Regions from separate parts of the Homo sapiens genome. Here region 1 is linked to region 2. The links are chromatin loops, found by intact Hi-C in ENCODE. Cell type or tissue: Caco-2. All regions are shown on one strand. Each heading gives the region's core, and the rest is flanking DNA. Links, peaks and the distances in the headings are about the cores only.

Region 1 (2,921 bases), core at 201-2,700, 130 kb after region 2:
AATTAGCAGAAAATGTAATTTTCTTACTTAATGTTACTTCTTGTTATGTACGTGGAGGAACCACTATCGGAGACAGATGGCCTTGGGAAGCCCGAGAGTTGGTGCCTACTGATCCAGCTCCTGATATAATTCCAGTTCAGAAGGCCGAAGCTAGCAACCTCTAGGTCCTAAAAACCCCAATTATTAGACAATACTGTAGAGCTAGAGAAGGGAAAGACTTTATCATCCCTGTAGGAAAGCTTAATTGTATAGGACAGAGGTTGTATAACAGCACAACAAAGACAATTACTTAGTAGGGCCTAAACCACACTGAAAAGAATCCATTTAATAAATTTTCTAAATTAAAAACTGCTTAGGCTCATCCAGAATCTCATCAGGACTGGACGGTTCCCGCTGGACTATACTAGATATGTAGGCACAGAGCCTACATTCGGTTACCTAATAAATGGGCAGACAGTTGTGTTGTTGGCACTATTAAGCCATCCTTTTTCTTATTACCCATAAAAATGGGTGAGCTCCTAGGTTTCCCTGTCTACGCCTCCCGAGAAAAGAAAGGCATAGTTATAGGAAACTGGAAAGATAATGAGTGGCCCCCTGAAAGGATCATTCAGTATTATGGGCCTGCCACATGGGCACAAGACGGCTCATGGGGATACTGAACCCCCATCTACATGCTCAATTGGATCATGCAGTTGCAGGCCATCTTAGAAATAATTACTAATGAAACTGGCAGAGCTTTGACTGTTTTAGCTTGGCAAGAAACCCAAATGAGGAATGCTATCTATCAGAATAGACTGGTCTTAGACTACTTGCTAGTAGCTGAAGGAGGAGTTTGTGGAAAATTTAACTTAACCAATTGCTGCCTACACATAAATGATCAAGGACAGGTGGTTAAAAACATAGTCAGGGACATGACAAAGGTGGCACATGTGCCTGTACAGGTTTGGCACGAGATTAATCCTGAGTCTTTATTTGAAAAATGGTTTCCAGCTATAGGAGGATTTAAAACCCTCATTGTAGGTGTATTGCTAGTGATAGGAACTTGCTTGCTGCTCCCCTGTGTATTACCCTTGTTTTTTCAAATGATAAGAGGTTTTGTAGCTACTTTGGTTCATCAGAAAACTTCAACACACGTGTGTTATATAAATCAGTATCGCTCTATCTCACAAATAGACTCAAAAAGTAAAGATGAGAGTGAGAACTCCCACTAAAAAGTGAAAATGCTCAAAGGGGGGAAATATGGTATGAGACCACCACTTCTCCTGTTGTCCTTCCCAGTTTCTCCCCAACCTCCCCTTTTCCCTAGTTTGTAAGACAGCAAAAAAGGGAGAAAGCAAAAAGTTGGAAAAAACAGAAGTAAAATAAATAGCTAGACGACCTTGGCGCCACCACCTGGCCCTGGTGGTTAAAATAACAATAATATTAACCCCTGACCAAAACTACCTGTGTTATCTGTAAATTCCAGACACTGTATGAGAAAGCACTGTAAAAACTTTTTGTTCTGTTAGCTGATGTTTGTAGCCCCCAGTCACGTTCCTCACGCTCACTTGATCTATTATGACTTTTTCACGTAGACCCCTTAGAGTTGTCAGCCCTTAAAAGAGCTAGGAATTTCTTTTTCAGGGAGCTCGGCTCTTAAGACACAGTCTGCCGACGCTCCCGGCTGAATAAAAAAACCTCTTCCTTCTTTAATCCGGTGTCTGAGGAGTTTTGTCTGCAACTCGTCCTGCTACACTAGCTCTCCGTGACTCATCCCAACCCTTTTCATTACACACAGCCAAAGTGCAGCGCTGTGCAGTTGAAATTCTTACACAAGAACAAGGATCTCATCCTGTAGCCTTTTTGTCCAAACAACTTGACCTTATCGTTTTAGGTTGGCTGTTATGTCTCTGTGCAGCAGCTGCTGCCACCCTAATACTTTTAAAGGCCCTTAAAATCACAAACTATGCTCAACTCACTCTCTACAGCTCTCATAATTTCCAAAATGTATTTTCCTCCTCACACCTGCCACATATACATTCTGCTCCCCGGCTCCTTCTGCTGTACTGTTTGTTGAGTCTCCCACAATTACCATTGTTCCTGGCCCGGACTTCAATCCGGCCTCCCACATTATTCCTGATACCACACCTGACCCTCATGACTGCATCTCTCTGATCCACCTGACATTCACCCCATTTCCCCACATTTCCTTCTTCCCTGTTTCTCACCCTGACCACACTTAGTTTATTGATGGCAGTTCCACCAGGCCTAATTGCCACACACCAGCAAAAGCAGGCTATGCTATAGTACAAGCCACTAGCCTGCCTCTTAGAACCTCTCATTTCCTTTCCATCGTGGAAATCTATCCTCAAGGAAATAACTTCTCAGTGTTCCATCTGCTATTCTACTAATCCTCAGGGATTCTTCAGGCCCCCTCCCTTACCTACACATCAAGCTCAGGGATTTGCCCCCACCCAGGACTGGCAAATTAGCTTTAATCAACGTGCCCCGAGTCAGGAAACTAAAATAACTCTTTGTCTAGGTAGACACTTTCACTGGATAGGTAGAGGCATTTCCCACAGGGTCTAAGAAGACCACCACGGTCATTTCTTCCCTTCTATCAGACATAATTCCTCAGTTTGGCCCTCCCACCTCTATAGAGTCTGATAGCAGACCGGCCTTTATTAATCAAGTCAGCCAAGCATTTTTTCAGGCTCTTAGTATTCAGTGAAACCTTTATATCCCTTACAGTCCTCAGTCTTCAGGAAAGGTAGAACAGACTACTGGTCTCTTAAAAACACACCTTACCAAGATCAGCCACCAACTTAAAAAGGACTGGACAATACTTTTACCACTTTCCCTTCTCAGAATTCAGGCCTGTCCTCGGAATGCTGCAAGGTACAGCCCATTTGTTGCGGGAAGTCAGGGACCCCAAACGGAGG
Region 2 (2,921 bases), core at 142-2,641:
AGCAGGTACGTTCCTTGGGATTTACTATCAGACAGGGGGAACGCAGCCCGGGATCAGAAAGAAAGCAGGTCATTTGCAATCTAGCAGAGCCTAAGAGCAGAAGGCAGGTGAGAGAATTCTTAGGAGCTGTGGGGTTTTGTAGACTGTGGATCCCAAACTTTGCAGTATTAGCCAAGCCTTTGTATGAGGTCACCAAGGGGGCGGGGACCGGGAACTTTTTGAATGGGGATCCCAACAACAGCAAGTCTTTCATGAGTTAAAGGAGAAACTTATGTCAGCCCCAGCCCTGGGGCTACCCGATCTGACAAAGCCTTTTTCATCCTATGTGCCAGAGAGAGAGAAAAGATGGCAGCCGGACTTTGAACCCAAACTGTGGGGCCCTGGCCGAGGCCGGTGGCCTACCTCTCTAAACAACTAGACTGGGTCTCTAAAGGATGGCCCCTGTGTTTGGGGGCCTTGGCAGCAACTGCACTGCTAGTACAAGAAGCAAAGAAGCTGACTCTTGGGCAAAACCTGAACAGAAAGGCCCCCCATACTGTGGTGACTTTAATGAATACTAAAGGACATCATTGGCTAACGAATGCCAGACTCACCAAGTACCAGACTTTGCTCTGTGAAAATCCCCGTATAACCATTGAAGTTTGTAACACCCTGCCACCTTGCTCCCGCTGTCAGAGAGCCCTGTCGAGCATGATTGTGTAGAAGTGTTGGACTCAGTTGACTCTAGCAGACCTGACATCCGGGACCAAGCTTGGGCATCAGTACACTGGGAACTATACGTGCATGGGAGCAGCTTCATCAACACCTAAGGAGAGAGAGGTGCAGGGTATGCGTGATAACCTGGACACTGTTGTTGAAGCCAGATCGATGCCCCAGGGCACTTCAGCCCAGAAAGCTGAACTCATTGCTTTCATTCGGGCCTTAGAACTCAGTGAGGGTGAGACTGTCAACATTTACACTGATTCTCGGTACGTCTTTTTAACCCTTCACGTGCATGGAGCGTGATAGAAAGAAAAGGGCCTATTGGACTCTGGGGGAAAAGGCACAAAATATCAACCAGAAATCTTCCATGTATTAGAAGCAGTATGGAAACCCCACAAGGTGGCAGTTATGCATTGCAGGGGACACCAGCGAGCTTCCACCTTGGTGGGCTTGGGGAATTCCCGCGCTGACTCAGAGGCTCAAAAGCAGCATCTGCCCCTTTCCAGGCATCAGTCACAGCTCCTCTGCTCCCTCAAGCACCTGATCTTGGACCTGCTTATTCTAAAGAAGAAAAGGACTTTCTCCAGGTAGAGGGAAGGACAAGCGATGGAGGAAGGATGGATTCGGTTACCGGATGGGAGAGTAGCTGTGCCACAGCTGCTAGGAGCTGCAGTTGTACTTGCTGTGCAAGAAACCACCCATCTAGGTCAGGAGTCACTGCAAAAAGTTGTTAGGCCGGTAGTTCTACATCTCGCCTTTCTTAGCCCTTGCCAAAACGGTGAGGCAGCGATGTGTCAGCTGCCGACAGCATCATGCGAGGCAAGGTCCAGCCGTTCCACCCGGCATACAAGCTTATGGAGCAGCCCCCTTTGAAGATCTCCAGGTAGACTTCACAGAGATGCCAAAGTGTGGAGGTAACAAGTATTTACTAGTTCTTGGGCGTACCTAATCTGTGTGGGTGGAGGCTTATCTAACATGAACTGAGAAAGCTCGTGAAGTAAGCCGTGTGCTTCTTCGAGATCTGATTCGTAGATTGGGACTGCCCTTCCGGATCGGCTCAGATAACGGGCCTGCGTTTGTGGCTGACTTGCTACAGAAGACGGCAAAGGTATTGGGGATCACACGGAAACTGCATGCCGCCTCCCGGTCTCAGAGTTCCGGAAAGGTGGAGTGGATGAATCGGACTATCAAAAATAATATTATTGTCTTTCCCGCTGGATATGTAAAACAACACCACGAGGGGCGTCAAACCACCTGCTACATTTAAGGGAATGTTATCCTCTCCCCCCCTCCACCCTTCCCGGATATTAGAGGCAAAAACACAAGGGTAATGTACACCCACTCCTTTATTGGCAGTAATGTCATCCTCTGCATTCTTGGATATTAGGAACAATATCACAGTGTGCGTGGAAGCCTGTCGTGAAATTCAATGGAATGTCATCCTGTGCCTCCCTGGATACGACGAACAATATCACGGGGCATGTAAAACTTCTGAGATATTGGGAGTGATCTCATCCTCTCCCCTCTAGAAGTTAGGGACAATATCACAGGGGTAGTGTACACCTTCTGGGACTTTGGGACTAATATCATCCTCCCACCCCCTGGATATTAAAAACCATGTCACAAGGGGCGTGTACACACACTTCGATATTGGTATGAATACCATCCTCTCCCTCTTTGGATATTCGGTGCCATATTTCAGGTGGGGTTTACACCACCCGCAATATTGGAAGTCATGTTATTTTCTCCCCCCCCAGATATTAGAAAGAATATCACAGGGGGGTGTGAACAACCCTTGCGATATTTGGAGTCATATCATCGTCTCCCCTCAAGAATATTAAGAACAATATCGTAGGGGCGGGGGTTGTATACCCCCTTTCATATTCGATATCATCCTCTTTCCCCCTGGATATTAGGAACAATATCAGGAAGGGATGTACAGACCCTGCGACATTTGCTGTCATGTAATTGTCTCTCCCCTAGATATTAGGAAAATTGTCACTGGGGATGTGAACACCCCTGCGATATTGGGAGTAGTATCATCCTCTCCCCCCTCGCATATTGGGAACAATATCACAGGTGGGGTGTACTGCCTCTGTGATATTGGGAGTACAATTATTCTCTCTTCCCCTGGATACTAGGAAGGGTATCAGAGGGGGAGGGTGTACATTCCCTGCGATACTCAACGTAACCTTATCCTCTCTCTCCCAGGGTATTCA

What was found. Peaks named below come from ENCODE experiments on the same cell type or tissue, not always from the same donor. Only the 100,000 strongest peaks of a DNase experiment are listed, where the experiment ranks them.
Region 1: a loop joins it to region 2, with 3 times the contacts of the local background. A loop is called at or near these places in 3 of 110 quality-filtered maps.

The regions. Positions count from the first base shown.
Region 1 is chr11:71,747,693-71,750,613 of GRCh38, forward strand. It overlaps the pseudogene ENPP7P8. Among named protein-coding and RNA genes, the nearest start is that of DEFB108B, 84 kb to the right of the region's middle. In Caco-2, for the core only: a CTCF peak has its summit at 1,386 (motif pointing left); no DNase peak of the experiment used is centred there.
Region 2 is chr11:71,613,747-71,616,667 of GRCh38, forward strand. No RefSeq gene overlaps it. Among named protein-coding and RNA genes, the nearest start is that of KRTAP5-11, 32 kb to the left of the region's middle. In Caco-2, for the core only: no CTCF peak of the experiment used is centred there; a DNase peak (open chromatin) is centred at 1,455.